Linked DNA regions of Homo sapiens: region 2 is linked to region 1. A link is a loop called in an ENCODE intact Hi-C map of the cell type or tissue named here. Cell type or tissue: sigmoid colon. All regions are shown on one strand. Region 1 holds the start of PIWIL4-AS1 (PIWIL4 antisense RNA 1). Region 2 overlaps AMOTL1 (angiomotin like 1).

Region 1 (5,000 bases):
TTATCTTCAAGAAATGAGGTAGAACAACCAGAGGATCCATAGATGGCTGAAATAAGTAGAGGAGGCAAGTAATGCAGCCTGTTATTTTCAAGGAAAGCCAGGTATGGGTCAGAGCACAACACTGAAAGAAACATTCAGAGAGGAGGCTGAGGATATATAGATTTTGCTAGCGATGAACCATGAGTTCCAGAGGACAAATGGGAGGATTCTAGGAGTTGGGAGGGGATGGAGTGATGAGTGCAAACCCTCACCCAAACATATTTAATTCCTGGATTTGGGAGCTCAGATTATAAGAAGCAGGAAAAAGAAGAGGTTGGAGAGATAGGCTCAGCAGCTCAAGAATGCTGCCTTGCTTGGGGAGGACAGCCCCACCCCTGCTTCCCTGGGCTCCCTAAGCAATGCTGGCCGAAGGGGCTTTCTGTCCTTCATGGTGATTTGTAAACCAAAAACTGACAGTGGAAAAGCCAGAGATGGCTGAGTGTTTACAGGATGAGAGCACATTGGCTCAGATCGGGGCCCTTAGGCTGCTGCAGCTGGTGCTCTGATCACTTTGAGACAATAGAAGGCCCCCAGGAGGCTGCCCAGACTGTTGACCCTCCAATAGTCCTCCAAGGATGGAGAAAGGACAACCATTTCCATACTTGTTCCTTCCTTCCCACTGACCCTGTTATGGGCCATCAGCTGCGGGGCTCTCTCTGGAGCACACCCCAAGTCCAGCACCCTCGCCCCCTTAATGCAGAGCAGTCACAGTCAGTCCTGGGGGCTGGGGGGAGATACATAACACATCTGTCCAAGTTATCAGGCTACTGACTCAGAGGGGGAGGTTCTCACAGTGTTACATTAATTATTTTAGAATTTACAGTTCTCAGAGCATAACCATTGCTTCTACATTCTGTATTTGAAAGCAGTCAATCTTTTATAGAGTAGAAGGAGCACTGCTCTTCTCTCCTCCCCCACTTCTCCCTCACATACCCCTACCATAATGATGTCACGCATAAATTAACAACTTCTCAGCCTCGGTTTCCCAACCTGTGCAATGCAGCTCATATTACTTTGCCCACTTGAGCCAGGTGATCTCTTGAAGAGTAGGAAATAATGTTGGACTGGAGTTGGAATTCTGGTTCCAAAAGGAGGGGATTGGGGGGCATTTGGGTCTCCTCCTACCTTTCTGCAAGCTCTGAAAATCGTCCATCTCCTCAGGAGAAGCCCACAGAACAAACGATTTCCCAAGCATCAGAGGAGGGCAGACATAACATAACAGAGCAGGGAATCGGGTTAGAACGGGTTATGCTCTGATTTTTTGGAAAATGGGCAAACGGGGCGGGGACTAGGGAGGATTCCGCCAGCCGGGAGTTGGGAGGCCGCGCGCGCCTCTGCGGAGCGTGACGGCCACGGTCGCCTAGCAACGAGCGGGGATGCGCGGGGCGCCTGGGTGGGCGAGGGGTGCTCGCCGCCGCCGCCGCGCGCCCTCGGGCCCCCGGGACCGCGGGAAAACTTCGCGGCTCCTCGGCGCTGGGGCGTCGGCGCCAGGCCCGGCAGACAGAGCAATGCGCCCCGCGGGCTGAGGGCAGAGGATGCGGCCGCGGCCCAGCGCCCGGCCGGGGGAGCCGCGGGGTGGCACGCGGGGAAAGTTGGCGCGCGCCTGACCGCGCCTGGAAGCCGCGCGGTGCCAGGGCCGAGTTGTCCCCCAAGTTTCTGCGGCGATTTGTCACTCCCTGGGGATCTGGCGGTCTGAATCCCGCGGGGCCTCCGGCTCAGGGATTCTGAGCGCTGGGAGAGAGAAGCCCGCGCTTTTCCCGGGGACCTGCGCTTGAGCTGGTGCTTGTGCGGGTTCGTCCTGAATGGTAGCGATTCGAGTTGTTTTCTGCTTTTCTTCTCCCCCAGACAGTGAGTTTGTGGAAGCCTCGCCCGCATCCTACAGCCCAGACGAGTTAGGTAAGTCTGCTCATTTTGTCTTTTATTTCTTGGTCGCAATTCTGCCCGAGAACTGCGAGTTTGGGGGGCGTCCATAGGAACTCAGCTAGGGATGGGGCTGGGGTTGGAGGGCGGAGGGAAAGGGTCAGGGGACACCTGCTGCCTTCGCGGCCGGAACCGGCCTTTCCTCGGCGCTGTGCTTTCGGGGGTGGCAGGGCAAGTGTCCAATGAGCCGTGCGTGTGTGTGTGTGTGCGTGCGTGTGCGTGTGTGTGTGTGTGAGTGCGTGTGTGTGCGTGTTCGTCTGGGGCAGTGGTGCTGCTCCGAGGAGCCTGGCACAGCAAACTTCCAGAGCTGGGGCTTCTGAAACCTGCGCTCATCTTGCCGGGAGGACACAGCGGCGACTGGTTCTGACTTGCCAAGTACCTGGCACGAGAAGGACGTCGTGTGGGTCGTCCTTACCCTGAATTTAATGAAGTCAGGGGCTGAAAACGGCGGTGTAATCATTAAACTGTAAGACCTAGGAGCTGCTTCCCTCCCTGATTTCTATTCCTCAGTTAGCCTGTAGGTGTCTCGAGATAGGACATTCCATCCTCATGCCTGTCATGGTAAGTGGAGATTTGCGATGGGTGAACCGGGACACTCTTGTCAAGAGACAGGCTGAAGAGAGAGTGAAGAGAAGGAAATGCGAATGGGCAGGATCTCTCTAACTCTTCCTGCCACCCATTCTCACTCGGTGGCTTAGTGGCTCTCTTTTTTTTTTCTTCTGCTTTCAAGGTTAGTTTAGCTGCTACTGGTCTGGGCTATCAAGTCTCTCCTTACTGTTCTTTCATCACTAGCCTGAATATCTTGCCTTCCTAAGATGAAATGAAAGGATTTATTTTATGATATATGTTGACAGTAAAGGAGGAGGGGAACTGTCCACAAACAGCGGTTTAAATATGTTTATCCTCAGTAACACACTCAGCTGTGGCACCCTGTCCCTGGTCAGCTTCTTGTGCTGGGAAGAATGTCCTCATCAAGTCCCACAGGACCTGAAGCAAAATTCCACCTCAACAACGACTTTCATTCATTTCTAGGAGCCAAGCGCCCAAAATAGATCTGGATCAAGGTTGGCATTCTGTGGCTGGGAGGAGTACCATGTTTTATTCAGAGGATGTGTTTCTGACAAGTTGCGAGGCAATCACATCTCTATCAGTGGAATTGTAGACTAAATGCATGAGCAAAACTAGCTTTTAAGACATACTGTGGTGAATCATTTTATGAAATGAAAGTGACATCTAAACCATAGCTTTTCATGATGTGATTTATTAAGAGGACAGGTACTCGATGATCTGCTCCACGCATGTATAATTGTATGTTAATGACACCAGCATTGACACTCCACAGTGCGACGAAGCCATTTGGTCCTCTTAAATTGTACATAAACATAAGCAATGGTAGGATGAGCATTGCTTGCTCTGGGAAATCAGACTGTATAACTACTAAATTGTTTGCCTTCACAGAATGATTTGTGCTTCAGGAAGGCCCAGGTATTTGACCCTTTTTCATCTCCATATCTCCCTCTGGGACTTACAGACTGGACTGCCCCCATGAGGCACTGATAAATATGAGTATCCTTTCAAATTAGCAGTAGAAAATAAAAAACAATGTTTTTTTCTCTTCAGCTCCCCTATGGTAAAAGCCCAGTTTCTCATGAGGAGATTAGAGTGTGTGTCTTAGTCCATTTGTGTTGTTATATCAAAAACAGATTGGGTAGTTTGTAAACAGCAGAAATTTATTTCTCACAAGTTCTGGAGGCTGGGAATTCTAAGATCAAGAAACTGGCAGGTTCAGTGTCTGGTGAGGGCCTGCTTCCTGGTTCATAGATGTCTATCTTCTCACTGTGTCCTCAACATGGCAGAAAAGGGCCAGGGAGCTCTTGCGGTCTCTTTTCTAAGTGCCCTAATCCCTCTGGTGAGAGCTCCACCCTTATGACCTAATCACTTCCCAAAGGCCTCACCTCCAAATACCATCACATTGAGGATTAGGTTTCAATACATGAATTTTGAGGGGATATAAATATTCAGTCTATAGCAGCGTGATGGGAACCATGGGGTTCCCTTCTGGGATCTGGGCTTGCAGGGTGATAGAGAAAATAAAACAGAAGCCTGAGAGTTTGAGATCAAGGTTCTAGCTTTCACCCTGCTCCAGCTTCTTTAATAGACATGTTAACTAGCCTCAGTTTCCTTATCTGCAAAAAGCGGGGGTTGTGCCCGGGGATCCCTAAGGCGTCTTCCAGTTCTATTTTCACCTCTTAAAGTGCTGTGAGGGGCTGTAAGCCAAAGGAGGCCTATAGCCATTGGGTATTCATTGTTTATATTCATGTGCTGTGCTGTTTGGGTACTTGGTGTCCCCAAGGGTTATTCTCTCCATGACAGGGCAGCTCTCTGGATCAGACTGCCTTGTTTTCATGCTATTCAGGTCAAAGACGGAGCTGTCATTTCTCCCTTGGAAAGAGTCATGGTGGTTTTTTGGTGCTTTTCTTAGACACACAGCAGGAAAAATGCCTTTTACAGCAGTTGATGAGCTTGTCAAGCAGCCATTCTTTCGGGAGCACAGATGAGCACAGGTTCACTCCTGGCCGGAATATAAGAAGAAGCAGAGCAAAGTTAAAAGAAAATTATTTCTCTACTCACAATACTTCTTTTTTTTTTTTTTTTTTTTTTTTTGTGACGGTGTCTCGCTCTGTCGCCCAGATGGGAGTGCAATGGCATGATCTCGGCTTACTGCAACCTCTGTCTCCTGGGTTCAACCTATTCTCCTGCCTCAGCCTCCCAACTAGCTGGGATTACAGGTGCCCGCCACCATGCCCAGCTAATTTTTGGAAATTTAGTAGAGACAGGGTTTTGCCATGTTAGCCAGGCTGGTCTCGAACTCCTGACCTCTGGTGATCTGCCCTCTTCTGTCGGCCTCCCAAAGTGCTAGGATTACAGGCGTGAGCCACTGTGCCTGGCCTGTACTCACAATACTTCTGACACCCAATGTGTGGGTTTTCCACACCAAGTAATTCTTAAATATTTTGCAGCCACCAACCAGATGTCCTAGA
Region 2 (5,000 bases), 140 kb after region 1:
TTTGACTCCACAAGGCTTGGCATGGATACCAAAACAGTTGCAACAAATTAGTTCTGAACCTGGAACAGAGAATTCAGTGCTTCTGTTACTCAGGAAGGAGGTGTTCAGAATGCCCCGTGCAGAGCAGCCAGTCATTACTCTTGTTTGTTCTCACCTGGGTGCGCACCCTCATGATGCAGTGGCTGTAGCACCTTCATGCCAGGTGCTGAGAGAATGGGAAATTCTTCCTCCCCATTGACCTGAGTCCCAGAGACTTAGGGACACAGACTTCAGGTGAGGCTGCGGACCTCAGAAGCAGTGGATAATAGATTGGGGCATTAAAAGCTTTTGAGGCAGGGGGCTCATGTTTTGACTGCAGGGAGTTATGCTGAGCAAAGAGATGTGTTTTTCAAAACCAGGGTTCAAAACCAGTGTCCACGCTGGAGTAAGTGGAGCATGCTTCTCTGTGTTCTCTGAATGATCTTGCACTCCTCTTAAGCAAAGGAGTACCATGACCATAGTCAGTGGGATCCCACAAATGTTCTTAAATGGGTAAGGCTTTAAGTAGCCAGAGAGTATCCAGCCTACCATTGGCTTCTCCACATCCTAAAACCTGAGACAGCCTTGGTATATGCTTTATAAATGTTTCTTTTCTTGTTGTTTAAGTAATTAAAGTGTTTAAAATGTCTTCATTAGATGTGACGATTGTTTAATGAGTTTGCCTCTGACGTGTGGCTCCATGGGAGATAGGCAAAGTAATTAAGAAGTTACCAGAAATTGGTCGGCTGGGGAAATGCAAAAGTTAGCATTTCAGTAGTGAATTTCTCCTGGAACAAATGAGCAATTTTTCCTCTTTCTCTTAAGTAGTATACCCTTTTCTCACTTAGTAATTTAATGGTATATAAAGACATGTGTATAAGTGAGTGCATACATATGAGGTATGACTATAGGGTTGTTTGTGGGAATTTCTTTTCCTAACATACAGAAGATCAAAGTGTTCATCTCACCCCGCCCTCCTTAAAAGGTGTCTTTTGGGAGACTATGTGCTCATTGACTATAGTGCTGCCAAGTAAAAATATCTTGGGAACTCTTCTACTAGAATGGCCTTCAGGGCTTGGCATGTTCCTTTGGTTTACCCTTAGAGATGAGAAATCCTCCTCCTTTGAGGATGGATTTAAGTTCTGGAAATAATCTCAAGTGCTTGATAGCACAGTTGGATGAAAAAAGATGGCAATTAAGGTAAGTTACACCATTTTTGTTTCTAAAAAAATCCCTAAGAAATTTCTTGGAATGAGTCTTTGGCCTCAGAGCCTCTCAAAGTGTCCACTTCAAGGGGGGATCATCCTCATTAGCACACAGATTTTTAAAAATCAATTCTCTTGCCATGCCTCCTATGTGTTCACATCTCTGCATACACTACAGATATAAGTGCATAATCATTCATATAAACATCTGGTAGGTATTCTGTAAAACTGTGTTTACTTTAGTGCATGTTATTGTCATGTTATGATGTGACTGGGGTGTTTCTTTGTCATGAAACTTTGCTTCTTCACAGAATTAGAATACTGCTCTCTCTATATTGAACTACATATACAGCGTTTTCTTGTATCAGCCCCCAAAGTCTGGATGCCCGGTGTTGTGTTTACATGTGATTGTGCCTAGGAGTCTGTTCACATAGAGACACCTGTAAGTATTTATTACAAAACGGAATGTAAGCAAATATATCCACATTGGTTTTATTTGAATCAAGGTGTTTTTTTGTTTTTTGTTTTTTTTCCTTTTGAGGAGGAACAGGGAGCCTCCTCCTCCATGAGCACTTACAGAATTGTGTAAAATTCTGTGAAACAGTGGTAAGCATGGGCACCCGATTTCAGCTGTCCTGCTGCCGCTGCCCTCCAACCTGCTCTGTGTGTGTGTGTCGCTGTGCTTGGTGGCAGTGTGCCGTGCTCGTGCCGGCTCTTCCCAGCAGACTGGTATCTGGCTGTAACGTTTGACGTCTTCATATTGCCAGTCTGTATTGAGGGGTGATGTACATGGCCATACAGCCAAATGGGTCTGTGTACCAGTGTGGGGATTCCAAGAACACTGCCTGTCCCCCACAGCAAATATTGATGCTGTTGGTCAGCCAAAGATTTTCCTCTCCTTTGCTGCTTAAACTTGTGCCTTAATATTGTACATAATAAATGGATAAAATGGCAAAATGACTCTTTTCTCTCGCTTGCTCCTTTCTTCCTTAAAGAACTTATAAACTGATGCTCAATAAATGTTTCATTTCATTGTACCCCACTTAATGTTTTGCTTCAGAGGCCCTCGGCTCCCCCCTTGTGGGCCTCACGCTGACACCAACACGCAGCTCTTGACTCTGAGGAGGAAATGAATCATCCAGACCATCGCAGCTTGCAGCCCGCCCACTCCTGGCTCCTCCAGACAAATAAGGAGAAAGGAAACGCAGGGAGACTGTGTGCCTGGGTGTCCACTTTGATCACATGTGAGTGTCCACTTTTGAGGTTCCTTAGTTCAGAGCCTGCAAATGATCACTGTAAACTGGCTCTGTCTCAGGAATTCACCCAGGCAGCCTGGAGTCAGCCATGGCTCTCTGAGCCTGAGGATGGAAATGGGAGATGGGAGCTGTTTTGTCAGTGTCTTGGGGTCACAGGAGAAGAAAGCGGGACTTTGGTGGGAAGGAGTCACACGGTAAATGGGCGAAATCCAGGCCAGGAGCCTCAGAGACTGAAGCAGAACAGAGTAAGACTCATGAGAATCTCCACATGAAGGCCCCTCCCCTGGGATCACTGTGTTTAAGAGAGAGTGGTTCCTGCTGTTTATTCTCTGGTCATGCCTTTTCAGCGAAAGCCTGTCTCCTCACCCACCCCCAGCCCTAGCATAGGAAAAGCTTCCTTGATGTGAGCTCTGGGGGAGTGTGAAGGATGCATCTCTAGCCCCCGAGTAATCATCAGTGTGATTTATATGCATTATCTTCTTCAGTCACAACAACCTCGTCATCATCCCCACTTTAAACCCCAGGAGACTGAAACTCAAACAACCCTGGGCAAGTAATGTGCAAAAGATGGCAGGGTGGGGATTTGAACCCAGGTCTACCTGTTGCAGAGTCAAGGGACTTGCATGTGCAAGTTGGGTGGATGCTGGGAGGCAGGAGGCTCATGCTCCTGTCTGCCTGGCTTCTTGTCTGTCCTGCTTCTACCCCGAGGACTCCTCTGCAGGGAGCGCCATCTGTGTGCGTGTGCAAATATGACTCAATTCACGTAAAGATGCACTCTTGCAGCTCCCCAGTCTCTACCTGTCAGGATGACTCCAGGAAGACAGCTGGAGTACTGCATTTGTGTTTAGGGTTTGTATGACCCTTCCGAGTTGTCACCTTCCCACGCTGATCCCACATGTGTACATCATGCGAGCCACCCCCTGAGCTCTGACCTTTCTCTTGGCCCCTTGTACACCCCAGGAGAGAAGTTCTCAATCCCAGCAGTTCTTTGTAGTCATTCCAAGTGGTACACGTCTGTGCCCTGAAGGAACACTGGCCTCCATTCTGACATCTGGGCTGGGGCCTCAGGAACCACAAGAGATAGCAATGTGTTTTAAGTTGCGCAGGCCCATCGTGATAAGGAATTAGGTCACAAATGGGAAATAAATCAGAAGCAATGAAATTCCTTTCTTAAAGTTCTGTGTTGTCAAAATAAAAGAAGCTTTCTGTCATAAAAAAATGTCATTATGGTTTACTGTTTCTGTTGCCTTTTTATCAAGCATGACAGGGTATCTTTGATGTGCTTCCTTTATCTGCCTCTGTTCCTGGCAGGTAGACATCCCGAGACCATTCCAAGTGAGCCAGGACTCCCTCTCTTGGTGAGTCTATCATCCTCAAAGTTCCTCTCTTTTTAGAATATTGAGAGATATATAGGTAATTTTTTAAATTGAATCTGGAGTTTATGGGAACCTGGGAAGCCCTCCATATCTGATGTGGAGTTCTATCAAAGGGTAACTCTCCCCAAGTTTTTGGAGACTCATAATGTGTATACAGATAATATAAGGATCATAGACTACATCGTTGAGTGCTTTGGAGTATAGTAATATGAATTATAGTCCTATTGTTAGAAACTAACAGTGCCTAACTTTGTGTCCTGATGGGTTTTGCCTCTCTGAATGTGCAAGGGAGGCAGGATCTAAGTTTTATTGAATTGGCTTTGGAATAATATTTCATCTTAAGAACCCCAGAGGTAGGTATTATGGGACATTATTACCCCTGCACGTCAAATGAGGAAACAGACTCAAGAGAAGTGAGGTGTGCACTTGGGCTCTGCAGTAGAAGCCAGGCCTGCTCATTTCTAAAGCTTTTGTTCTCTCTCTGCACTGAATTGTTGCCTTTGACTTTAGTTGTGTGTTTTTGTTTTTTTTTATGGTTTGCTTGTGTTTGTTTTTAATCGCTCTAAAGAGAATTGGTAAGCAGATGGCTAACTGAAAAAACATTATTGAGGCCCTTGTTGGAAATGTGACTTTTTTTTCGGCCAAAGTCATATACCGGACAGAAAGTCTGGATCAGTAGCTCTGGTCCGTGAGATGTATACTTAATCTTTACCTGCTAGATTTTGTTTACTAACATTCACCTGGTAGGTAGCATGGTGGAGAAGGGACCAACAGGCAGAAGCTGTGTCAGGTCTGCACAGGGGCTGGGGACCTGCTCTTGGTTTTCCCCAGGTACCTTGTGAAGCCACAGAACTTGTGGCCCAGGAGTGCTGAGTGTAAAATGGAAGTGTCTGTGAGTCTAATGAAATTCTTGATTGTACCTGACAGGCATCTATGCCTGGTTTCCCGATCACCTGAACCTTGGTGCCTTCCCTTCCATATACATGGCTCTGCTTCTGCCCCATCTACTCAGTCATCTCTGCTAGGGTCCCCAGTCACCTTGGGCTCCTCCCCCACTCTCTCCTTTAGCTAGTTGGTCACCTGTTCCTGCCTACTTCACCCTCCCATGTTGCTTCTGTACTTTTATTTTCTCCATCCCCATGGCC

The links. A loop is a pair of places that touch in the nucleus more often than their neighbours do. Peaks named below come from ENCODE experiments on the same cell type or tissue, not always from the same donor. Only the 100,000 strongest peaks of a DNase experiment are listed, where the experiment ranks them.
Region 2: it touches region 1 in a loop (8-fold over the local background); 3 of 110 quality-filtered maps call a loop at or near these places.

The regions. Positions count from the first base shown.
Region 1 is chr11:94,739,054-94,744,053 of GRCh38, forward strand. It overlaps PIWIL4-AS1 (PIWIL4 antisense RNA 1), which reads right to left and starts at 1,302. Exons shown (of 5, transcript NR_135093.1): 1 at 1,165-1,302. It also overlaps a transcript of AMOTL1 not described here. In sigmoid colon, a CTCF peak has its summit at 2,480; DNase peaks (open chromatin) are centred at 1,378, 1,850 and 2,178; H3K4me3 peaks cover 1,826 bases.
Region 2 is chr11:94,874,489-94,879,488 of GRCh38, forward strand. It overlaps AMOTL1 (angiomotin like 1), which reads left to right. Exons shown (of 13, transcript NM_130847.3): 13 at 1-2,260. Among named protein-coding and RNA genes, the nearest start is that of CWC15, 97 kb to the right of the region's middle. RefSeq lists an enhancer at 1,936-2,447. In sigmoid colon, a CTCF peak has its summit at 2,315 (motif pointing left); DNase peaks (open chromatin) are centred at 2,373 and 3,185; H3K27ac peaks cover 658 bases.